4 separate regions of the Homo sapiens genome follow, and all the other regions are linked to region 1. Evidence: chromatin contacts called from ENCODE Hi-C or POLR2A ChIA-PET data. All regions are on one chromosome and are shown on one strand. Each heading gives the region's core, a stretch centred on a gene start or an enhancer-like site at or near the end of the contact. The rest is flanking DNA. Distances are from core to core; before and after follow the strand shown. Region 1 holds the start of NUDT13 (nudix hydrolase 13). Region 2 has its middle 34 kb from the start of C10orf55. Region 3 overlaps DNAJB12 (DnaJ heat shock protein family (Hsp40) member B12). Region 4 holds the start of POFUT4 (protein O-fucosyltransferase 4).

What was found. Hi-C counts contacts between places; a loop is a spot of excess contacts on that map. ChIA-PET counts read pairs that join two places held with the same protein, here RNA polymerase II (POLR2A). Pooled maps may share reads with other maps.
Region 2: a pooled map shows a loop between it and region 1 (3-fold over the local background). The contact joins the enhancer-like site here to the promoter of NUDT13 in region 1. A Hi-C loop is called at or near these places in 1 of 50 pooled maps. POLR2A ChIA-PET finds 5 or more read pairs at or near these places in 2 of 52 experiments (T-cell and activated B cell).
Region 3: a pooled map shows a loop between it and region 1 (4-fold over the local background). The contact joins the enhancer-like site here to the promoter of NUDT13 in region 1. A Hi-C loop is called at or near these places in 2 of 50 pooled maps. POLR2A ChIA-PET finds 5 or more read pairs at or near these places in 3 of 52 experiments (A673, PC-9 and activated CD4-positive, alpha-beta T cell).
Region 4: a pooled map shows a loop between it and region 1 (4-fold over the local background). The contact joins the promoter of POFUT4 here to the promoter of NUDT13 in region 1. A Hi-C loop is called at or near these places in 1 of 37 single-sample maps with no recorded cell type and 3 of 50 pooled maps. POLR2A ChIA-PET finds 5 or more read pairs at or near these places in 3 of 52 experiments (B cell, OCI-LY7 and naive thymus-derived CD8-positive, alpha-beta T cell).

The regions. Positions count from the first base shown.
Region 1 is chr10:73,107,988-73,113,837 of GRCh38, forward strand. NUDT13 (nudix hydrolase 13) reads left to right here and starts at 2,468. Exons shown (of 9, transcript NM_015901.6): 1 at 2,468-2,580.
Region 2 is chr10:73,953,896-73,959,745 of GRCh38, forward strand. No RefSeq gene overlaps it. Among named protein-coding and RNA genes, the nearest start is that of C10orf55, 34 kb to the left of the region's middle. RefSeq lists enhancers at 2,726-2,825, 3,013-3,520, 5,071-5,220. Within about 2 kb of position 2,781, at least 22 of the 41 ENCODE cell types and tissues checked have a DNase peak (open chromatin) inside an H3K27ac peak, as active enhancers do.
Region 3 is chr10:72,332,067-72,337,916 of GRCh38, forward strand. It overlaps DNAJB12 (DnaJ heat shock protein family (Hsp40) member B12), which reads right to left. Exons shown (of 9, transcript NM_017626.7): 7 at 4,458-4,630; 8 at 3,714-3,865; 9 at 797-2,551. The coding sequence ends at 3,744. Among named protein-coding and RNA genes, the nearest start is that of DNAJB12, 20 kb to the right of the region's middle. RefSeq lists a silencer at 1-244 and enhancers at 2,751-3,160, 3,721-3,840. Within about 2 kb of position 3,530, at least 36 of the 41 ENCODE cell types and tissues checked have a DNase peak (open chromatin) inside an H3K27ac peak, as active enhancers do; they include A673, where a contact is called at or near this core.
Region 4 is chr10:73,769,653-73,775,502 of GRCh38, forward strand. It overlaps POFUT4 (protein O-fucosyltransferase 4), which reads left to right and starts at 2,624. Exons shown (of 3, transcript NM_173540.3): 1 at 2,624-3,389; 2 at 3,538-4,163. The coding sequence starts at 2,682. It overlaps SEC24C (SEC24 homolog C, COPII component), which reads left to right. Exons shown (of 23, transcript NM_198597.3): 19 at 1-81; 20 at 184-363; 21 at 628-819; 22 at 1,057-1,146; 23 at 1,303-2,509. The coding sequence ends at 1,443. RefSeq lists enhancers at 2,346-2,525, 3,116-3,225, 3,511-4,041, 3,886-3,935 and a silencer at 2,856-2,905.

The sequences.
Region 1 (5,850 bases), core at 1,218-3,717:
TTTTAAATTATTAGAGCCCCAATTTCCCCCTAAGCATCCTTAGAATCCATTGACTTTATATCTTGTTTCCCTACAATTTTCTGTGTCTTCCTTAAGGATAATGAACCAATCTGATTTTTTTTTTTTTTTTTTCAGACAATGTCTCGCTCTGTCACCCAGGCTGGAGTGCAGTGGCGCAATCTCAGCTCACTGCAACCTCTGCCTCTCGGGTTCAAGCGATTCTTGTGCCTTAGCCTCCCAAGTAGCTGGGACTACAGGTATGTGACACCAGACCTGGCTTAATTTTGTATTTTTAGTAGGGTTTCACCATGTTGGCCAGGCTGGTCTAAAACTCCTGACCTCAAATGATGTGCCCACCTCGGGCTCCCAAAGTGCTGGGATTACAGGCATGAGCCACCATGCCCGGCCTACTCTGATCTCATCTCTGATCACCATGCTCTTTCCTAGCCTTTCCTCAAACGGCACACTCCCACCCCAGGGCCTTTGCATATGCTTATTTTGCTCTGTCTACAAATCTCTTTCCATAGATATAAATTTGGTTTCTTCATCACCTTCTTCAGGGTCTTTGTTTAAATATTATCTTAACAATGAGGCTGACCATCCTATATAAAATAGCAAAATAATCCCTCTACTTATCTTGCTTTATTTTTCTTCTTAAGCTTTATAACCACGACACATTGTATATTTACTCGTTTGTTTCCCCTTCTAGAATGTAAGTTACATGAGGACAGAGATTTTCATGTTTTGTTCCCTGCTGTATCCTATCCCTATAACAGTCCTAGGCACATTGGGTACTCATTAAATACATGTTGAATGAGTGGACTTCTTCTCTTGGCTGGGTGCGGTGGCTCACGCCTGTAATCCCAGCACTTTGGAAGGCTGAGGCGAGTGGATCACTTGAGGTCAGAAGTTTAAGACAGCCTGGTCAACATGGCGAAACCCTGGCTTTACTAAAAATACAAAAATTAGCCAGGCATGGTGGTGTGCACCTGTTATCCCAGCTGCTCGGGAGGCTGAAGCAGGAGAATCACTTGACTCCGGAGGAGGAGGTTTCAGTAAGCCAAGATTGTACGTACCACTGCTCTCCAACCTGAGCGACAGAGCAACTCCATCTCAAAAAAAAAAAAAGTGTCTTCTCTCATAGGCAAGTAACTTCAGTAGTAAAACGAGAAGAGAGCAGCACCAAAGTAGCTCTGCTGAGAGGTGAAGCCAGCTGGACTTCCTGGGTGGAGTGGGGACTTGGTGAACTTTTCTGTCTAGTTAGAGAATTGTAAATGCACCAATCAGCACACTGTAAAAATGCACCAATCAGCACTCTGTGTCCAGCTAAAGGATTGTAAACACACCAATCAGCACTCTGTAAAAATGCACCAATCAGCGCTCTGTGTCTAGGTAAAGGATTGTAAACGCACCAATCAGCACTCTGTTTCCAGCTAAAGGATTGTAAACACACCAATCAGCACTCTGTAAAAATGCACCAATCAGTGCTCTGTGTCTAGCTAAAGGATTGTAAACACACCAATCAGCACTCTGTGTCTAGCTAAAGGATTGTAAATGCACCAATCAGCACTGTGTCTAGCTAAAGGATTGTAAACGCACCAATCAGCACTCTGTAAAAACGCACCAATCAGCACTCTGTGTCTAGCTAAAGGATTGTAAATGCACAAATCAGCACTCTGTCAAATGGACCAATCAGCACTCCATAAAATGGACCAATCAGTGCTCTGTAAAATGGACCATTCAGCAGGATGTGGGCAGGGACAAATAAGGGAATAAAAGCTGGCACCCCCAACAGCAGCGGCAACCTACTCGGGTCCCCTTCCACGCTGTGGAAGCTTTGTTCTCTCGCTCTTCACAATAAATCTTGCTGCTGCTCACTCTTTGGGTTCGTGCCACCTTTAAGAGCTATAACACTCACCGAAAGCTCCACGGCTTCATTCTTGAAGTCAGCAAGACCAAGAACCCACTGGAAGGAACCAACTCCGGACACACTTCTAGGAGACTACTTCCAGTCAAATGGAATGCGCTTCCTCTGATCAAGAAATGAATCCTACCATAAGTTCAAACATATCTATACATACCTATACAGAGTCCCATCCTTTTAAATTGGAAGAACTTCATGAAATTTTAGAGCTAGTTCTAAAGTGTGCAGAGAGAGAACTAGAGATATACTAAGGTTAAAAGGTATTTGATTCCCACCCCTGCTTCATCCTCTCCCCAGCCTCATAATATATGCCTTCTGTGTATGAGGGTGGACTTAATGACTTTATCTTTTTTTAATTAAAAAATGGATCTAATACTAACCTACTTTCTCCAAGGATACAGTAGTTCTCTTGGTAATAAGATCTTAGATGTTCATGCTTTTGACAATCATGGTTAACTTGCAGCTGGAGAACACAGCAGCATGCCTGGGAACTGAACTACAATTCCCAGAGTGCATCTCTAGGAGGATTCTGGGAAGTGTGGCAGAAGCAGCAATGGTCCCTCCAGGGAACGGAAGCCGTTGAACGTGAACATTTGGAGTTTCCTCTTTTGTGCTGATTCCTGAGGACTAGGAAGGTGCCCCGAAAAGAATTCAGAGTGAGTACAGTGAAACAGAAACCTGCTCAGCTTCTAAGTGCAGGAAGGACTTCACAGGGAGGCATGATCAGAACTTGAAAAAAGGTCGTGGTCACAGCATTTTAACATTTTAGCTTAATCTCTTCCTTTTTGCAGAAACCAGGGATATAACCATAGTTTTGCCTCATAACTGTGGAGCTACATCAGTAACCACAGCTCATCATTTTCTGATACTTTTTTGGAGAGTCATTTAAAAATGGAACTTGCCAACCTCTCACATTGTGCCTTAATTTTTATTTTTTTTTAAAGGAGGGAAAATTATTTTTTAGAAAGCAAACTATAAAGCAGGTCAGTGAGACCTTCAAAGCTGTATTCCCGTGGTTCCTCAGTTTTCCATATTTCCCTGTCCCATGGAGGTCCACAGTCGTGGAGAAACGGACTCTAAACACAGGCGAAGTATCACTTGGTCGCCCAGGCTGGAGTGCAGTGACACGATCTCCACTCACTGCAAGCTCCGCCTCCTGGGTTCATGCCATTCTCCTGCCTCATACTCCCTAGTAGCTGGGACTACAGGCGCCCGCCACCACGCCCAGCCACTTTTTTTTGTATTTTTAACAGAGACGGGGTTTCACCGTGTTAGCCAGGATGGTCTCGATCTCCTGACCTCGTGATCCGCCCACCTCGGCCTCCCAAAGTGCTGGGATTACAGACGTGAGCCACCGCGCCCGGCCTAAAAAAAGGTCTCTTAAATACTAGGGAACCTGGCCTCTTCACGGTGGAAGTAACCACTAGATTCAAGATGGGCTTTTTTTGTTTTGTCTTGTTTTGTTTTGTTTTTTTGTTTTGAGACGGAGTCTCGCTCTGTCGCCCAGGCTGGAGTGCAGTGGCGCGATCTCGGCTCACTACAAGATGGGCTTTTTTGTCACGCTGTAGTACTTTATAATCTTTCTTCTGGAAAGATGAACAGGATAAGAAACGTGTGAATCATTTGTGTTGGGGAGTTCAAAGAAACTCTTAATGTTAAAGCACCTTGCCTCATCATTTAGTAGTTGGGTAAGACTGCTATTACCTTTCATCTCTATCAAACATTGTACTTTTAAAAACATAAATAGCTCTGTGACCATCAGCTCATGAGTCAGCAGCCATGATAATCTACAACTGGCTAAGGTTAATTTAGTAGCAGAAACTAGGCAAAACATCAGGCAGCAGTTCCCAAGGTCCAAGAAACTCACCAAATGAATTCCCTTTGGCTCATGGAATATGGTGAGGTGTTTTGGGGAACAGTGGCATGGAGGTAGCCTCATTAACCAGTTAGTCTCAGGAACTACTATTTTATTAGGCTTTTCTTTTGTCTTAAAAGGAATAAGTACACATGGCTAATTTTTTTTTCAGTACAGAAAAATGAACAAAATAAAAATTACAGGCACCTTTTTCAATATTTGTCTTCATCCCACTCCCCCAAATTAGTCACTCTTTAATAGTTTGGTATGTATACTTCTAGTCATTTGAAAAATATAAATAAGGCCGGGGGCAGTGGCTCTTGCCTGTAATCCCAGCACTTTGGGAGACCCAGGCAGGCAGATCACCTGAGAACAGGAGTTCGAGACCAGCCTGACCAACATGGAGAAACCCCATCTCTACTAAAAAAAATACAAAATTAGCTAGGCGTGGTGGCGTATGCCTGTAATCCCAACTACTCGAGAGGCTGAGGCAGGAGAATCGCTTGAACCCGGGAGGTGGAGGTTGCGGTGAGCCGAGATTGCGCCATTGCACTCCAGCCCGGGCAACAAGAGCGAAACTCCGTCTCAAAAAAAAATAGAAAGAAAAATATAATTAAATACATATAATTTATGTATATTGGTATGTCTGTGTCCTTTTTTTTATAAATAATTAGGTCATGTTAACCAACTGTTACCTGTTTTTTTCTCCAGCTTTATTAAGGTATAATATTAAGGTATTAAAGTATAATATATACTTTTTGACAAAAAAAGTATATATTTATAGTTTACAATGTGATGTTTTGATACAGGTATACATTGTGAAATGATTAAATCTAGCAAATTAATATATTCATCACCTCACATTTTTTGTGTGTGTTGAGAATATTTAATATCTACTTTCTTAGTAATTTCCAAGTATATAATATATTATGAACTATAGTTACCATACAACACAATAGATATCCAGAATTTATTCATCCTAACTGAAACTTTGTACACTTTGACTAGTATCACCTCCAATTCCTCCTTGCTTTTTTTGTTTACTTAATAATGTGTTCTAAGTCTCTCTCCCTGTTACTATATATATATATTTTTTTCACTGTTATATTATTTTCTATTTGTTCTTTTTCTTTTTTTTAAGACGACGTTTTGCTCTTGTTGCCCAGGCTGGAGTGCAATGGCACGATCTCTGCTCACTGCAACCTCTGCCTCCTAGGTTCAAGCGATTCTCCTGCCTCAGCCTCCCAAGTAGGCAGGATTACAAGCGTGTGCCACCACGCCCAGCTAATTTTGTATTTTTAGTAGAGATGGGGTTTCTCCATGTTGGTGAGGCTGGTCTCGAACTCCTGACCTCGGGTGATCCGCCCGCCTCGGCCTCCCAAAGTGCTGGGATTACAGGCGTGAGCCACCGCACCCAGCCCTTCTATTTGTTCTTAAGTCGCGTATTAATCCATTTTATCATAATTTTCAGTTAACGTTCTTGTACATATCCTTTCCTTCCTAGGGTAAATTCCTAAACATGGAATTGCTGAGGAAAAAGAGAGGCTTATTATTTGACACTTTAATAGATATTTCCAAATCAACCTGTAAAAATATCATACCAGTTTACATTCTGAGTGGTGTATGAGCCAGAAATAATGACTTTAAATACATTTTTTATAGTATATCACACTAGTTTTGGGGTTATTAAAGTAGGAATAATACTTTTAATAATCTCCTAGAGTGCTTTGCAACCCACATATTGCATACTGCCTTCTGTGAAAGCTGGCTATATATTTGTTTTCTCTCTCCTGCTAGAGTTCCTTGAGGGCAGGGATTTTCATCTTTTACATTTTTGTGTTCTTTAAGGGACCCTGAATAAAGTCAGTACTCAATAAATACTTTGTTGAATGTCATTTGCTAAATATATTTTACCCATGGCTAGGACATAGATTGTAGCCAAAACTGTCCAAGAATTCATCATCAGTGATTCATAATTATGCAACCAAGAAGTAGGACTAAATTTTAGATGTTCCTCGGTCATTTAGTGTCAAAGCTGGCTTTCCTCAGACACAGTGAAAAGGGTGGTTGG
Region 2 (5,850 bases), core at 1,531-4,030, 850 kb after region 1:
TGAACCACTTCAAAGCTGTTAGGAAAGAAGAAGAAGGCTTACGCCACTAGGCTCTGACCACACTGGCCACACACTTGGAGCACCCTTGTATCCAAAGCCACAAGAGAGCATTTTCTGAGAGTCTTTCCCAGAAAATGGCATGTACACATCCAACCTTGAAGTTGGTGGGTACCCTTCAGAAATGATGAAGGAGGTGGATTTCCACGGCATCCTGCCGTGCTGGGGAGCTGCTTCCCATCCTTGCTGCCAGGATTAAGTGGCATTTAGGCCTGTTATTCCTCAGGACAGGGAGTCATGGATGTGGCAGGAGCTCAGATTGAGTGATTTATTTATTATTTTATTTATTTATTTATTTATTGAGACAGAGTCTTGCTCTGTCACCCAGGCTGCAGTGCCGTGGCTCGATCTCGGCTCACTGCAACCTTCGCCTCCTGGGTTCAGGCATTTCTCCTATCTCAGCCTCCTGAGTAGCTGGGATTACAGGCGCCTGCCACCACGCCCGATTAATTTTTGTATTTTTAATAGAGACGAGGTTTCACCATGTTGGCCGGGCTGGTCACTCCTGACCTCAGGTGATCCACCCACCTCAGCCTCCCAAAGTGTTGGGATTACAAGCATGAGCCACTACGTCCAGCCTTATTTACTTGTTTGAGACAGAGTCTCGCTCTGTTGCCCAGGCTGGAGTGCAGTGGTGCAATCTTGGCTTACTGCAACCTCACCTCCCAGGTTCAAGCGATTCTTCTGCCTCAGTGGGGATTGCAGGTGTGCACCACCATGCATGGCTTTTTTTTTTTTTTTTTTGGTATTTTTAGTAGAGACAGGGCTTCACCATGTTGGCCAGGCTGGTCTTGAACTCCTGACCTCAGGTGATTCACCCCCACTTGGCCTCACAAAGTACTGGGATTACGGACATGAGCCACCATGCCCAGCCAGATTGAGTGTTTTATGATGCTGCATAGGCTTTGGAATAAGAAAGACCTGATTTCTCACCCTCACTCTAATGGCTAAAATGAAAAGACTGACAATTCCATGTGTTAACAAGGATGTAGAACAACTAGAACTCTCGTACAGGGCTGTTGGGAATATAAAATGGCCCAATCTCTTTGGAAAATTGTTTGGTGTACTTAATAAAGTTAAACATATTTCCCCCTAATAAGAATGTTCATGGCAGTGTTATTCAAAATAGCCTGAAACTGGAAAGAAAAATCTAAGTATTCAACAGGAGGATGGATAAATAAATTGGGTGGTAGATTCATAAAACGGAATACAATTCAGCATAAAAAAGGAACATACTGCTGGTACAGCAATGTGGGAAAATCCACAGACATACTATATGGAACAGAAGAAACCACATACAAGAATATGATTCTATTTTTTCTTTTTCTTTTTTTTGGGAGACAGAGTCTAGCTCTGTTGCCCAGGCTGGAGTGCAGTGGTGCAATCTCAGCTCACTGCAACCTCTGTCTCCTGGGTTCAAGTGATTCTCATGCCTTAGCCTCCTGAGTAGCTGGCACTACAGGTGTGTGCCACCATGCCCAGCTAACTTTTTGTATTTTTGGTAGAGATGGGGTTTCACCATGTTGGCCAGGCTGGTCTCGAACTCCTGACCTCAGGCAATCTGCCTGCCTCGGCTTCCCAAAGTGTTAGGATTACAGGTGTGAGCCATCACTCCTGGACAAGAATATGATTCTATTTACACGAAGTTCGAGAATAGGTAAAATTAATCTATGAGAATAGAGGTCAGAATATTGGTTACATTGGAGGCTAGGGGGAGTGAGTATTTGCTGGAAAGGGGCATGAAGGAACTCTGGAGTGTGATAGAAATAGTCTCATTTTGATCCGGGTGGTGGCTACATGGACATAATGGTATAAGTGTATACCACATATTATGTGGACAATTATGTGGACATGGCCTAATATATTACATAGTAGGTATATGTAAGTTATAGTTCAATAAAGTACTATGTGAGAGAGAAAGGAGGAGGAGGAAGAGGAGAAAGAAAGAAAAGAAAGAAAGGAAGAAAGAAAGAGAGGGAAAGAAAGAAAGTAAAAAAAAAATCCTGATTTTGATTTTGGTTTCCAGTTCTGCCCCTGTGACCCTTGGACAATTGACAACATTTCTGAGCCCCTTTCCTCACCCATAAAATGAGGATCACAGGCCAGGCTAGGTGGCTCACACCTATAATCTCAGCAATTTGGGAGGCCAAGGCGGGAGGATTGCTCAAAGCCAGGAGTTTGAGACCAGCCTGGGCAACAAAGTGAGGCCTGTCTCAACAAAATAAAAAAATTTTTAAATTAGCCAGGTGTGGTGGCATGAGCCTATAGTCCTAGCTACTCAGGAGGCTGGGGTGGGAGGATCCCTTAAGCCCAGGAGGTGGAGGCTGCAGTGAGCCCTGATTGCCTCGTTGGACCCCAGTCTGGGCAACAGAGCAAGTCCCTGTCTCTAAAATAAAATAAAATAAATAAATAAGGGATCCTAATAGTACCTCTCTCATAGGGTGGTTTGAGAGTCAAATGAGATAATGCACAAAAATCTCCTAGCCCAAGAGCCTGAAGCACCCTAAAAGTTCGGGAAACTGTATTCTTACTGTTGGCCCCTTACCTACCATCTCCTCCACCAGGAGCTGGCCCCTGAAGCCTCACCCCAAAAGAACGGTTTCTGCCCCCGGGTTATGTCAGGTCCTTAGGTGGAACTCTGAGTCCCACATCACTAAATGCTGACATGCCCGCAGAATCCAGGAGGCTCCAGTGACTAGAAAGAAGTTTCATCAAATTTGAACAGGAAGCAGCAGTGGCAGCTGATAATCTGTGACCTGAATATAGCTATCCATTATCTCACTGTGGTTTCTGGTTTCCCTGACAGAGAAAACGCCCACAACTTTCTTAAAGTTATTCTAAACACTCAGTTCCTTGTTTGGCTTTGGCAGGATAATGTTACCCCTGGGTGCCCCTGTGCTTTGGGCTGTGGCCTCCCTGCCAGCCTGAGGCTCCAGCTCTTCAGCCAATCTGTGGGGCAACCGTCCCTTCCACTCAGAGGGCAGTGACAGGAGCAGACCAGGAAAGAGGCCGCCAGTATCTGCAGCCATTGGAAGTGGGGGGGAAAAGCAAGAAACCTTAAATACAGCATTCTTGTTCCTCTTCAAGAAACCAGCCAGGCAGGACTGACATGCCGGGAGTGAGCCACCAGCTGCTTCTCACCATCACTGGTTTCTAAATTACGCTCCATTCCCAATTGCTTCTCTCTGGTTCTGTTCTCAGGAAAGCAAATCTGCCCTCCTAGTTCCTCCACCTCCAAATGAGGAGCTGAGCCCAGGCCCAGGACACAGGTTTGGCAGAAAAGCCGTTACCTCTTGTTATTGTAAAACCCAGAGTCCAAGAGGCTCCCAGACAATAGGCAAAGTAGGCAAAGTTTGTTTTTGCCTTCTCTTCCCCAGCCAAGCCCTGCTCACTGTTGTCTACCAAAGCTTTGATGACACCGTATCACTTATCACTACATCTTCTGAATTATTCATTCTGAAGAATTCAGGATTTCTTGTGTTCCCCCTCTCAGGAGTACTTATATGTTAAGAGAAACCTTGAGATAGTAATGCTTACTTAGAGGACCATGTCTCTGACACCTGTGTTTGGTAGGGAGGGGAGGGCTTTGGGCTCTCTCTGGCCCCCTGGTGGCCACCACTTCTCTGTTAGTGCTCCAGATGGAGATATGCGGATGACATGGCATGACTTTTAAAATATATATATATATTTTTCTTTTTTTTTTTTTTTTCTGAGACGGAGTCTCGCTCTGTTGCCCAGGCTGGAGTACAGTGGTGTGATCTTGGCTCACTGCAACCTCCACCTACCGGGTTCAAGTGATTCTCCCGCCTCAGCCTCCCCAGTAGCTGGGACTACAGGTACACCACCATGCCTGGCTGATTTTTGTATTTTTAGTAGAGACGAGGTTTCTCCATGTTGGCCAGGCTGGTCTCGAACTCCTGACCTCGTGATCTGCTCACCTCGGCCTCCCAAAGTGCTGGGATTACAGGCATGAGCCACCATGGCTGGCTAGAGTTTTTTTTTTTTAATTTCCTTTTTGTTTTTTTGAGACAAGATCTCACTCTTACTCTATTGGCCAGGCTCGAGTGCAGTAGCACCATCACGGCTCACTGCAGCCTCAACCTCTAGGGCTCAGGTGATCCTCCTGCCTCAGCCTCCCAAGTAGCTGGGACTACAGGCACACACACACACTGGCTGATTTTTTTTTTGTATGTTTTGTAGAGACAGGGTCTCCGTATGTTGCCTAGGCTGGTCTTGAACTCCTGGGCTCAAGCAATTTGCCTATCTCAGCCTCCCAAAATGCTGGGATTACAGATGTGAGCCACTGCGCCCACCTAAAAGATCTTGTAAAGATCTTTTTTTTTGTGTCTGGGAGCGGTGGCTCATACCTGTAATCCCAGCACTTTGGGAGGCCAAGGTGGGTGGATCACCTGAGGTCAGGAGTTCGAGACCAGCCTAGCCAATATGGTGAAACCCCATCTCTACTAAAAATACAAAATTTAGCTGAGCGTGGCGGTGGGCGCCTGTAATCCCAGCTACTCAGGAGGCTGAGGCAGGAGACTAGCTTGAACCCGGGGTGGGGCACGGAGGCTGCAGTGAGCCATTGTGCCACTGCACCTTCAGCCTGGGCAACAGAGTGAGACTCTGTCTCAAAAAAAAAAAAAAAAAGAGATAGTTTTTTGTTTGTTTTCTGAAGAGGAACAGGAAGGTGAAACTCCTGCAGTTTGGTTAGAACAAAATGGGGAAGCTGTCAAAGCAGGTGGCTGCAGAGCTCGGGAAGATACGGATAATGGCTGCTTTCACATGCCCCAGAGCTTGTGCTCAGAGCAAGAAGGCCTCCCAGGAAGGTCAGAGGAGTAAAGGGTCACTTAGGGATTCTGAGGCACAGTGGAAGTGATGCTAGTTGAGCAGAGATGAAACCAGACTTCTGAAGGCACAGCTCTGCCACCAGCTAGTTGAAAGCTGAGCAGTCATCTAACCTGTCTCAGGCTCATTCTCTTCACTTAAAATACCGCAGGCAGGAAGAATCACACTAAGATGTCGATAGTGGTCCTCTCTGGGTATAGAATTACAGGCGAGTTTGGTTTACTTTTTTTGGAGTGGGAGACAGGGTCTTGCTCTGTTGTCCAGGCTGGAGTGCAGCGGCGTGATCACAGCTCACTGCAGCCTTGATCTCCTGGGCTCAAGTGATCCTTCCACCTCAGCCTTCCAAGTGGCTGGGACTATAGGCATATGCCACTATGCCTGGCTAATTTTTTAACTTTTTGTAGAGATAGGGTCTTGCTATATTGCCCAGGCTGGTCTTGAACTCATAGGCTCAGGTTATCCTCCCTCCTCGGCCTCCCAGAGTGCTGGGATTACAGATGTGAGCCACTGTGCCTGGCCTGGTTTCCTTTTTTTTTGAGACGGATCCTGACTCTGTCACCCCAGACGGGAGTGCAGTGGTGTGATCTCAGCTCACTGCAGCCTCTGCCTCCTGGGTTCAAGCCATTCTCCTGCCTCAGCCTCTTGAGTAGCTGGGACTACAGGCGTGTACCATCACACCTGGCTAATTTTTGTATTTTTAGTAGAGATGGGGTTTCACCATGTTGGTCAGGCTGGTCTCAAACTCCTGACCTCAGGCGATCCACCCGCCTTGGTCTCCCAAAGTGCTGGGATTCCAGCCGTGAGTCACTGTGCTTGGCCATGGTTTACTTCTTAATGCCTATTATTGGTCAAGGCTTAATTAGAGAAGCAGAATTATCAGGCACGGCATAGAGTAAGATGTTTCTTGTGGGGTTTTGGTGTTATGCAATGTGGGAACTGGTTAAGCAG
Region 3 (5,850 bases), core at 2,280-4,779, 770 kb before region 1:
GCCAACCGCAGCTAACAAGTGGCGGCTTGCACACCAGGGCAGGCAGTGGTGACCCTGGGCAGGGGCAGCCAATGAGCTCCCGGGCCACGGTGGCACCACTGGGCAGCCCGCCTGTCTTTGGCTGGTGCAGCCGCGGGAGGGGCCTGGGTCCGCCAGTCAGGGCTGCCGGGCCCTGTCTCTGGGAGGCCTGGGCAGATCTGCCGCTCCATTCACAGGAGCCCGACCCGACTTGGGCTGCCACATTTTAAACTTTTTCAACCTCCTGGAGAGGAGGGCGGGCTGCGGGGGCGGTTTGGGGGAGGATGGTGGGAAGGACGATGGAAACAAACTCGCAACACTTTTCCCAGGATCTGGCTCCTGAGTGGGATCGAGCTCCAGGCTGGGGCCGGGAATTTCGAATGCTCTGCGGGCACATGGCAGGCCTGAGGGTGTGGGGGGGAGGGATTGGGAGAGGGAAAAGCAGAGGGTGATGGTCGTGGCCCAGATGCCCAGCCAGGACTGGCGCTGGGGACCCCAGGGACCCAGACTGCTCAGGTCCTGCAGCCCCCCAGTCACCTGAGCACCCCTCTGCCTGGATGGAGTTAGTTCTGGAACAGCATGTGTGGCTTAAGTGGCTGTTAGCCAGGGCCAGGGGTCGGGGGAAATTCAGGCTCATCATCTAGAGCTCCTTGTGGCACAGGCTGGACAGTGTCAGCAGCAGCAGGGGCTTGTGCCCCCTCCCCCCCACCCCTTAGGCCTCCCTGCTCAATGCAGACCCACCACGGCCAGTCACATAATAAACATATATTAACAGATGTACAATTTGAGAATTCTAATTCAAGAAATACAGCTTCCAGAGGATCCTTTAGGATCTATGTTCTTATTGCACATGGCTCAGCCCGTCTAGGGACATCTACCAAGACCAGATGGTCGGGGCGTGGGGGCAGAGCACCGGGGCCACAGTGGGTAGGCACTCTGGCCACATCAGTTCTTATAATCTCTCTGGGCTGAAGTGGCTGCTTCATTGCAGGGTTGGACCTTGTTTAAAAACCAGATTTGACATTTCCTTACCGAACTTCCTTTCCCAGCAAGAATCCTATTTGTTGGGGGACTTTTAAAAAAAGAGCCGAGAGAAACTCTGGGAGGGTGGTTATCACCTCCTGGCTGGCAGCTTGGGGAAGTAAGGCTTTGGAAGACGGCGGGCGCAATGACACACCCACCGCCACAGGAAAACATGGTCATTCCAGAAGGCCCAGGAGAAACTGTGGGAATAAATAAAACCTCCCTCCTCCCACTGGCGGCAAGTGCTGTTTTAAGCAAAATCCTCATTTCAATGTGAGGGTAAGAAAACTATTCTGGTTCAGGTGTATCCTTTGTCCAAGGTACGAGAGGAGGCCTGGCGGTCACATCAACAGCGAGTGAAGACAGAGGCAGCCACGGGCACTGCCTTTTCTTCAGGAGTCGAGGAGGCTGCCCTGGGGTCCCGGCACCACTGACTGACTCGGAGGAAGAACTTTCTGAAGTCCTTGGTGCATGACTTAGGAAAAACCAGTGGCAATGATGGAGCTGTGCCCTGTGGCACCTATAAGGCAAAGCCCACTGAGGGACTTAGGGGTGGGGAAATGGTTAGGTAGATCCTGGCCCCCTCTGCAGGCCTTCCCTTCTGTGGGCAGGGGGCTGGAGGGCTCCTGGGCACCAGGACAAAGAGCCCACCAGCGCTGCTGAGAGGGGAGAGGTGGTCTCACCCAAGCAGGTCCTTGTGGGGCCTCTACTGTGACTCAATACTGACCTGGCACCTGCCTCCATGGCCTGCTCCTCTCCAGGTTAACCATAATCCTGAGGCCTTCGCGGGTTCACACTATCATGATTACTGCTGCCATCAAAACCAGGCTGGGGTTTCGGGGGGCTGTGAAAAGCTCTGATGCGACTCTCCTTATGCTGTCAGCTACAGCTAATGTCTAGCAAAAACATCACCAGGGTACCTTCCCCAAACAGGCCTCATTTTCTAAAACATGGAAGAAATCAGCTCAACAACTTAACCAAATCCCTGCAGAGTTTAAAAAGTAGACTATATATATATATATCTTCATATATGCCTATTTACATATAAATAGATATATATACATATACACGCATCTATAAATTACATTCTATGGAGAGTTCTCTTTCTTCCTCCTATCTTTGGCCAGGGCCTCTGGCTTCTCCTGAGAGGTGGCTGGTGGTGGCTCCTGTGAGGGAGGAAAGGCAGCTGGGTGCCCCCTCCCCCAGCCCTTCCCACTGATATCTGCTGCGAGTTTTACATTCTACTTTCGTTGCCATGGTTTCTGTATCCTAGGAGAGAGGCGATGCGGAGCCTCCGCCAGCCCTGCGAGGGAGGGAAGCAGCCCCATGGCAGGTTTTCTGTCTGTCCTAAGAGCTTTCTGCATTTACTGGGTGAGAGAGAGGGCAGCTGTGCAGCGTTCGGCCTCCAATTCCATTTTAATTTTGTTTCTTTGTTTGTCTTTCCTCAAATATACAGTCCATCACCTTGGCTCAGTGCATGTCACCAAAAATTCTCCAGGGATTTCATAGTCTGGGGAGGAGAGTGGCAACAGTTAGCTCGGCATTCAGGCGGCACCGGCTCCTCTAGCTTATGCCACACAAGTAGCCCCCCTTGCCACTGCACCGCTGCACCGTGCTGCCCGCTCGACCCCCACCAACCCCACTTGCGGCCTGCCCTCCTGCGGCAGCACAGAGGCAGGCACAAATGGCCTCCAGGCAGAGTCAGCCATGGATCCAGGCCGGGAGGACACAGGCAAAGGAGGGGGTGGGCAGGGCACCCACACAGAGAAGAACCTTCACTGCTTCTGCCCACACTTCTCTGGGCTTGGCTGAAGTGGCCACCTCTGGCAAACGCTGGGAACAGAGCCCAGCGCCCCCATTCGCCGGGCTGCAGAAGGAGGGAGCCTGCTACCAGCAACTCTCATTTCCCCTCCACCCCTCCTGTGCTGAGCGGCTGCGTCTGACCCTGAACTCATGACCTTCTGTTCCCTTCCTCAGACCGCAGGCGAGATGCCTGGGCAAGGCCGGATGCCTGTGGCTTCCAGGCTGCCAGGTGTGACGGCATTCGAGAGAGTGCCTCAGATCCCACCAGAGGGGGGTGGTCAGGGCCCGCGGCCCCTGCCGCCACCAAGACTGCCAGCTCCCACCCACCTCGTGGCTGCCTGTTCATCTTGCTCCATTTCCTCCTAGCTGGAGGGATGGAGAAAGGGGAGGGCTCTTGGCCCACCTATTCCCACATGGTTCTTCCTGGTATCAGGCAGGCAGTGTGCATATGGGGCTCTCTTGGGCCCCACCATATGTGATGGCCTAAATACCAGGGCACGGACAATAGTCTGCTGTGCTGGAGAAAGGGCCGTGCTGACTGATGGCTGGAGTGGACCAAGAAGCCCCGGGTGGCCCTCAGCAACAGTTTCAAGTTCCCACTCTGCCTGGTTCTGGGGTCCCCCACACCCCTGGAGCCAGGGAGCAGAGCGGAGGAGTGGGGAGGACAGCATCGCTAGAGGGCGGAAACCGACCTTGGTTTCCCAGCAGGCCCCACAGCTGCTCGGTCTCTGGAGGCTGGAGGTCAGGCTGGGGACAGGAGTCTTTGCCACAATCACCAGGCTTCCTCCCTTTCTCCCCCTCCCTCCTCTGCTCATGACCAGGGCCAAAGCTGCCAGGAGTTGCAGGGTGGAGGCAGCCCTGGCTCATACTTGGACCTCGGTGGTGTGGCTGGCCCAGGACTATCCATGCAGGGAGGCCTGCACCTCTGACAGTCGGCTGCAGCTGGGGGTGCCCATCTTCTGTGCTCTGTGGTACATATCTGTGTCGCCAAAGTAGCGTGCCCGGTACAGCAAGCCTTCCTCTGCAAAGCAATGGGACAGGGTTAGTGCACACCCAGTACCTCCCGAAGCCTGCAAGGAAGCCTGCGAGGGCTGTGGAGGGCGGAGGAAAGCTGGTACATGCCCGGGGCTTGGGCAGGGCTGGCCTCCCATTAGGAAGACCATGGAGGAGCAGAGACTACAGTCCTTATGTGGGCGAGGGTGACAGAGGCGCCTTTCTCTAGAATGCAGTGAGGCCAGCCAAGGTGAGACCCTGTCATCCTGGTCAGGCCTCCCCAGGGTCCCACAGACAGATCCAGGAGCACAGTCAGGGGGTGGCCAGGGATCCATCCGCTCCAGTCCATCTCTACACACTCACCTCTGGCAGCCAACATGCTGGGCTGATGGCAGTGATTTACGGGAACCTGAGGAAACTACCAGGTGGCCCCTGGCTCCCAGCCCCGGAGAAACACAGGAGTGGAGACCAGCTCTTGTCTGGGAGGTGGCTGGTGCAGGGCAGTGCCAGGGGCTGGGCCCTCAGAGCACAGGGTGAGCAGGGCTCTCTCCTTCCCCTGCTTTCCAGCTTCATCCCAAGCCACCTCCCAAATACAGCCCCCGCCTTCCCCCCACACTCACTCTGCTGCTTCTCCTTCCAGCAGTTGTTCCGGAGGTTGGCGATATAATCATCTTCCACATTCCGCTCGACTGTTTTGAGGCTGGAGCCTGTGTACTCTTCGGAGAAAGTGTCTCCCACATAGTAGACGACACCCAGGTGGTCAGTGACTCGCCTGTGGATGTGGCCCACGGACCTGGCCAGAAATACCAGGTTCAAAGTGGGTGCGGGTCCCCATGCCCAGGGCACTCTAGGGGTATGGGCCCCAAGACAGGAGGTGCCGCACAGACCAGAGGAGTAGTTGGTTCCCTCTCAAACCAGAGCAGGGACCCGCACACTCCCTGAAAGGAGAGTCTGAGGAAAAGGCAGCGTCCTCCCACACACGTGGCCCAGACCGCAGGACGCCCTGCCTTTAGATCCCTGCTTACCACACTGCTGACCTGGGGCCTTTGGGGAGAGGCCTGGTCTAGGGAACTGGAGACCTGAGAGGGAATCTGGGCTCTGCCTCTGTGCCTCCATCTCCCCATTCATCCCCTAAGCCAATTGTTGCTGAGTGCTTGCCTGCCTATCTAGGAGTTCCCAGTGTAGGGTTAAGAGGCTTAGGAACAAAATGACAGGAAGGGCTCCAGGGAGCCTTATCCTCCCAGCTCCAATCACAGGCTCTGTCAGCTGTGGGAAGAGCCTTGACACCCAGACAGGACCAGTGCTCTGGGGACAACAGTCCCTGCCCTAGTCCTCTGCTCCTCACATCTCTCCAGTTGCAGGGAAAAGGGCTGGCATCTGGCCACAGGGAGCCTGAGCCGGCGGCCAGGGTCCAGTGGACCGACTCTGCCCCCTGCTGGCTGAGAAGGGTCCTGCCAGCTCCCAGCCAGAGGTGGCCACCTTTTGGGAGAGGGGGACCCACCCCACTGAAGATGTGCACCCACTGTGTAGCTGACCCTGGGCCAGGTGCTGGACATCAGTGAGGGGAGCTGACCCCCTAACGGCTCATGAAATGTCCTCAAGTTCACTCCTGGCAGTCGAGACTAAGCATTCATTAAACTAATATTGTTGAGCATTTCTAGTGGGCCAGACATTTTATATGCATTACTCATTAATTTCCACAGCAGGTGGATGTTATAATTCCCATTTTATAGATGAGGAAACCAAGGTTATATAACTTGTTTAGGGTCACACAGCTTCTTAGTGGAGAAGCTGGGATTCTAAGCCATGCTTGCTCTGTCTGACTCTAGTGCCCTGTTCTTTCCACAGCCTCAGGAAGCCCAACCAGAGCCGAGGAGCAGAGGTTCTTCGTCAGGGTTGGCAGGGGAGATGGGCAGGGAAGAGTCACAAAGCCGCCGAAATTATATGCAAAACTCTGTGTGTATATGTGTGCGTGTATGTGTGCATGTGTATTATGTGTGTGCATGTATTGTG
Region 4 (5,850 bases), core at 1,374-3,873, 660 kb after region 1:
CGTGACACGCTCATCACCCAGTGTGCCCAGATCCTGGCCTGTTACAGAAAGAACTGTGCTAGCCCCTCCTCTGCAGGACAGGTGGGGCAAGTATATTAGTGGGAGGTGGGGTTGTTGGGACAAATGTTTGCATTTGGGAGGGATTTCTCATGATCATTGACTTTATTTTGATAATCCCCTCAGTTGATCCTTCCTGAGTGCATGAAGCTACTCCCAGTTTACCTGAACTGTGTGTTGAAGAGTGATGTCCTGCAGCCTGGAGCTGAAGTCACTACTGATGACCGTGCCTATGTCCGACAGCTAGTTACCTCCATGGATGTGACTGAGACCAATGTCTTCTTCTACCCTCGGCTCTTACCTTTGGTGCGATTGAGGGTTGGAGTATGAGATCTTGCACGGAGCAAAGGGCCTCTTAGGAGGAGGAAAGGATAGGCTAGTATCAGTCAGACACTAGTGGAATTTGTTTTTATGTATTTTAGCTGATGTAATTTTCACACTGAGAGAGTTACTGAGACCCCAGAAGGGGTGGTGTCTGAGGACTTAGCTTTCAAAATTTTGTGTGTGGTGCGGGGGGGCAGACTTGTCTTATGGTCCTTGGTAACCTTTTGCTCCCTTCCTTTTGTCTAGACAAAGTCTCCCGTTGAGAGTACTACCGAACCACCAGCAGTTCGAGCCTCTGAAGAGCGTCTAAGCAATGGGGATATATATTTACTGGAGAATGGGCTCAACCTCTTCCTCTGGGTGGGAGCAAGCGTCCAACAGGGTGTTGTCCAGAGCCTTTTCAGCGTCTCCTCCTTCAGTCAGATCACCAGTGGTTTGGTGAGGGCAGGGAGTCAAGGAGAATATGGGTGTGGAAGTATACTTTGTGAAACAATTGGGAGCCAATATAGTTAGTGTGCTAGTACCCTCAAATATCAGGGAACACTTGGGGACAAGGGCAGTTGCTGTCATTCTTCCCAGGTTTGCCTGTTTCAGATGATGCATACATGTATGCTGCCCCACCTTGACTGAACTCAGAGTGCCTTACCATAAGGATAAATGAATTTTGTGTTCTAGAGTGTTCTGCCAGTTCTGGATAATCCACTGTCCAAGAAGGTTCGAGGCCTCATTGATAGCTTACGGGCACAGAGATCCCGGTACATGAAGGTAACACTGATCTGAACCCTGGATTTCTTACCTTGTCAAGTCCTCACCTAGAAGTGGGGGTTGGGTGGGGAATGAGTAAGTGACTGCCTAATGAGATTTCTGGGCATGTTTAATTTCCTTTGGCCTTGCCTTATGAACCCTGAATTCTGGCCGTAGCTTACCGTGGTGAAACAGGAAGACAAGATGGAGATGCTGTTCAAGCACTTCCTGGTGGAAGACAAGAGTCTGAGTGGGGGAGCATCTTATGTGGACTTTCTCTGTCATATGCACAAGGAGATTCGGCAGCTACTGAGCTAAAGCAAGTGGGTAAATGGCATAGGGCCCAGGCTAGCTTCCAGAAAGCACCCCAGGATGTCAGAGAAATTGGGACAGTAACATATCTTATGTAAGCTGACCTCAGTCTCTCTGGGGGGAGGGGGAGATATAAGGAGACACCTTCTTTCTGGGCTCAAGTATCCTGCCACTCTGTCATGTCCTGCTGATGGAAGGTGCCCCTGTTCCCTCATTCTACCCTCTTTTTCCTGCTAATCCTGTCATAATGAATGTAGCTTCTCAGTTCACTGTATATGATTCGGTATTGGGGGTTTGGAGGCACCCAGACCCTGGCAATATTATGTGTCCCTTTGGACCAGTCTCCCAAGAGGAGAGGGGCAGGCAGGAAAGAGTGGGGATCCTAAGGTTACTACAGGGGGCTCAGTGTCATCCACAACTTCCTATATTAGGGATAAAACATATAGGTGCACAAGAGCTGGGGTATAGCCCATAGGTGGTGGAGAGAAAAGTGGTCAGTCCTTCTTGGGCCTGGAGGTTAGCAGTCAAGTTTCTCTGCTTTCACTGCTCGCTCGCTCTCTCCTGCAATGATTGATGATCACTCCGTGGATAGAGAGGCACACTGTCAGAGGTGACCGGAGAACTGAGTTGCAAAATATATTAAGATCTGGTAGAGGTACCAGCTTCCTTTCCAGCTGGAGAGGCCCCAACACTGGATGGTTCTGTAGGGAGCCTAGGGAGCCTGGTCATCAACTTGCAATACCTCACAGAGCCAGTTCACATCCCACTCTGAGCTCCCACGAGAAACACTGCTTCTCCAGGCCCGGGGTTGTTGGGGAGAGAGGCAGAGGCAGCTGGAGCGCCGTTCTCTCCTGCTGGGACACCGCTTGGGCTTTGGTATTGACTGAGTGGCTGACAGTTATCTTCCAACCCCAACTGGCTTGGGGGCAGGACAAGGGCTAGGCTTGATGGTGGCCAGGCTTGCCTGCTCCCCACCTGGGATGCCCCTGCTCTGGACCTCTCATTTCTCTTCATTGGTTTATTTTTCAATGCATCTTTAATTTGTAAAGAAATAAAATAAATTAAGATGTAACCATTAGCCTCATCTTTACTCCCGAAAGCTCACTTTGCTTTTAGTCCTGGCCGTCGGCTGAGCGAGCTGCGCATGCGCCACGTGCCCCCGTGGCGTAGGGCCTCGTCCGGTCACGACTATCCGCTGGGCGGGGTCGGTGCTGGCCGAGGGGGCGCCGGCTGCCGGAGTGGACATGGCGGCCGGCCCCATTAGGGTGGTGTTGGTCCTTCTAGGGGTGCTCAGTGTCTGTGCAGCCAGCGGCCATGGGTCCGTAGCGGAGAGGGAGGCCGGCGGGGAGGCGGAGTGGGCGGAACCGTGGGATGGCGCGGTTTTCCGGCCGCCCTCGGCGCTGGGCGCAGTGGGGGTGACGCGCAGCTCTGGGACGCCGCGGCCAGGGAGGGAGGAGGCGGGGGACTTGCCGGTACTGCTGTGGTGGAGCCCAGGGCTATTCCCCCACTTCCCGGGAGACTCGGAGCGCATCGAGTGTGCGCGCGGCGCGTGCGTGGCGTCCCGGAACCGCCGAGCGCTGAGGGACTCGCGGACGCGCGCGCTGCTCTTCTACGGCACAGACTTCCGCGCGTCGGCCGCCCCGCTGCCGCGCCTGGCGCACCAGAGCTGGGCGCTCCTCCACGAGGAGTCGCCCCTCAACAACTTCTTGCTGAGCCACGGCCCGGGCATCCGCCTCTTCAATCTTACCTCCACCTTCAGTCGCCACTCGGATTACCCGCTGTCGCTGCAGTGGCTGCCCGGGACCGCCTATCTGCGCCGCCCGGTGCCTCCGCCCATGGAACGCGCGGAGTGGCGCCGCCGCGGCTACGCGCCGCTGCTCTATCTGCAGTCACACTGCGACGTGCCAGCGGACCGGGACCGCTACGTGCGCGAGCTCATGCGCCACATCCCGGTGAGTGAGGGCGGGCCGGAGGGAAGGAAAAGGAGAGGGCGGGTTGAGGCCAGGACTCCAGGTGTCCAGGACTCCAGGTGTCCAGGACTCCAGGTGTCCAGGCCTCCAGGGCCGCACCCTCATGACAGCCTTACTGTACCCGGTCTAGGTAGACTCCTACGGGAAATGCCTGCAGAATCGGGAGCTGCCTACCGCGCGGCTACAGGACACAGCCACGGCCACCACCGAGGATCCAGAGCTCTTGGCTTTCTTGTCCCGCTATAAGTTCCACTTGGCCCTGGAAAATGCCATCTGTAACGACTACATGACAGAAAAACTGTGGCGTCCCATGCACCTGGGCGCTGTGCCCGTGTACCGCGGTTCTCCCTCTGTGAGGGACTGGATGCCGAACAATCACTCCGTCATCCTGATTGATGATTTTGAGTCTCCTCAGAAGCTGGCAGAGTTTATTGACTTTCTGGACAAGAATGATGAGGAGTATATGAAATACCTGGCATACAAGCAACCTGGGGGCATCACCAACCAATTTCTTCTGGATAGTCTGAAGCATCGGGAGTGGGGAGTGAATGATCCTTTGCTGCCTAACTACCTCAACGGCTTCGAGTGTTTCGTCTGTGACTACGAACTGGCTCGGCTGGATGCCGAGAAAGCCCACGCGGCCTCTCCCGGGGACAGCCCCGTCTTTGAGCCCCACATTGCCCAGCCCTCACACATGGACTGCCCAGTGCCCACACCTGGCTTTGGCAATGTGGAAGAGATTCCTGAGAATGACAGGTAAGAGTGCTGGGGTCCCCTGCAGCTATCAAATCATTTACTTACTTGCTTACTGTGGGCAATTAAGTAGCACTAGGTGCTGAGCAGGTGCAGGAGGAAATTATCACATGGGCTCATTCTGTATTTAAGGTGTCAACAGTCTAGTTGGGGGGATAAGACAAGCTGAAAAAGCTGAATAGATGTAAAATATAATTCAAGGCAACGTATGAAAATCAGCTTATGTGAACAATGTTTCCAGTAGTGGTTCAAAAAGATTGAACCAGAGTACAGGGCCTGTGCAGACAGGGGAGAGAGAAAATGGGGCAAATAAATAGGGACAAGGCTATAAATATCATTAATACCAGGTTCAGGAGTTTGCACTGCACTAAAAATCAACTCAGCTATTTGAGCACCTTTTATAGAGTGGAAATGGGGTTGGGCAGTAGAGAAGAGCACTTTTAGAGAGGCTTTTCTGCAGTAGTCAGGGGTTACACCTGTTAACCAGCCATAATTTTTTTTTTTAAGCGGCTGTGCTGAGGATGAGCCCCATGTAGTTGGTGCAGGTGGGGACACACTGCCTGTGTAACTAGAAAAACTAGGCATGGCCGGGCACGGTGGCTCACACCTGTAATCCCAGCACTTTGGGAGGTCAAGGGGGGAGGAACACTTGAGGCCAGAGACAATATAATATATAATATAATATATTGACCAGCCTGGACAATATAATAAGAGCCTCTCTGTACAATTTAAAAACTAAAAGCCTGGGGTGGTGGCACATACCTGTAGTCCTGGCTACTTGGGAGGCTGTGGCAGGTGGATTGCTTGAACCTAGGAGTTCAATGCTGTAGTGAGCTAGGATCGTGCCACTGCATTCCAGCCTGGGTTGGAGTAAGACCCTGTCACACACACACACACACACAAAACAATGCACAATGCGCATCAGAAGGGAAGCGAATAGGCTACTGTAGTAGGTGGCAAAAGGTGGTGGTACTGGGAAACAAGGCCAGCGTGTGGTGTGGGGTGGGAAAATGTTGAAACCACTTGTAGCAAGCCACACCTATTGGGGGAGAGGTGATAAGATTATTAAGCTGAAGTAAGGCTGCTAGAATGGCCTATAGAAACCGACTTGGACAGTGGATGGCAGCAGAAGGCCATTTATTAACAGATGCTGCTGGCAGTTTTGTCCTGATGGTTGGAATCCTTCACCAAGTAATTTGTATCTAATTACAAATTGTTTGTATCTGAACATAATATGATTTACTAGAGGAAAAGTATGAAAAAATATGAAACATTAAGAAAATAAATATTCAGGTTATGTCTTTTCTAGATACTGGATGCTACTTCATTTTGATGCACCTTCATTTTGATTATTGGCATAAAGGTGAAACTTAAAAGATAATCATCTAAAGACCCCTGCCCCCTTGCTTTCCTTATGGAGACTGCCACTTCCAGTCTGGCCTCTGCTTTGCCTGCCTCTGAACCCCCTCCACATTTGGGAGCCAGAAGCAGGCAAGTCAGGAATCGTAATTGATTGGGTAGTCTGTGTGATGTCTTTGTGTTTGTGACTTACTGCCTGTCGCTTGGGCTTATATTGGATTTACTTCACTTTGTCTTCCTTTCACAGCAGTCTTGTCCAAGTTAGAGACCACTGTATCTGCTTAAGATTTCTTTGGCCCCACTCGGAAAAAGGCAGGACTCATAACTATGC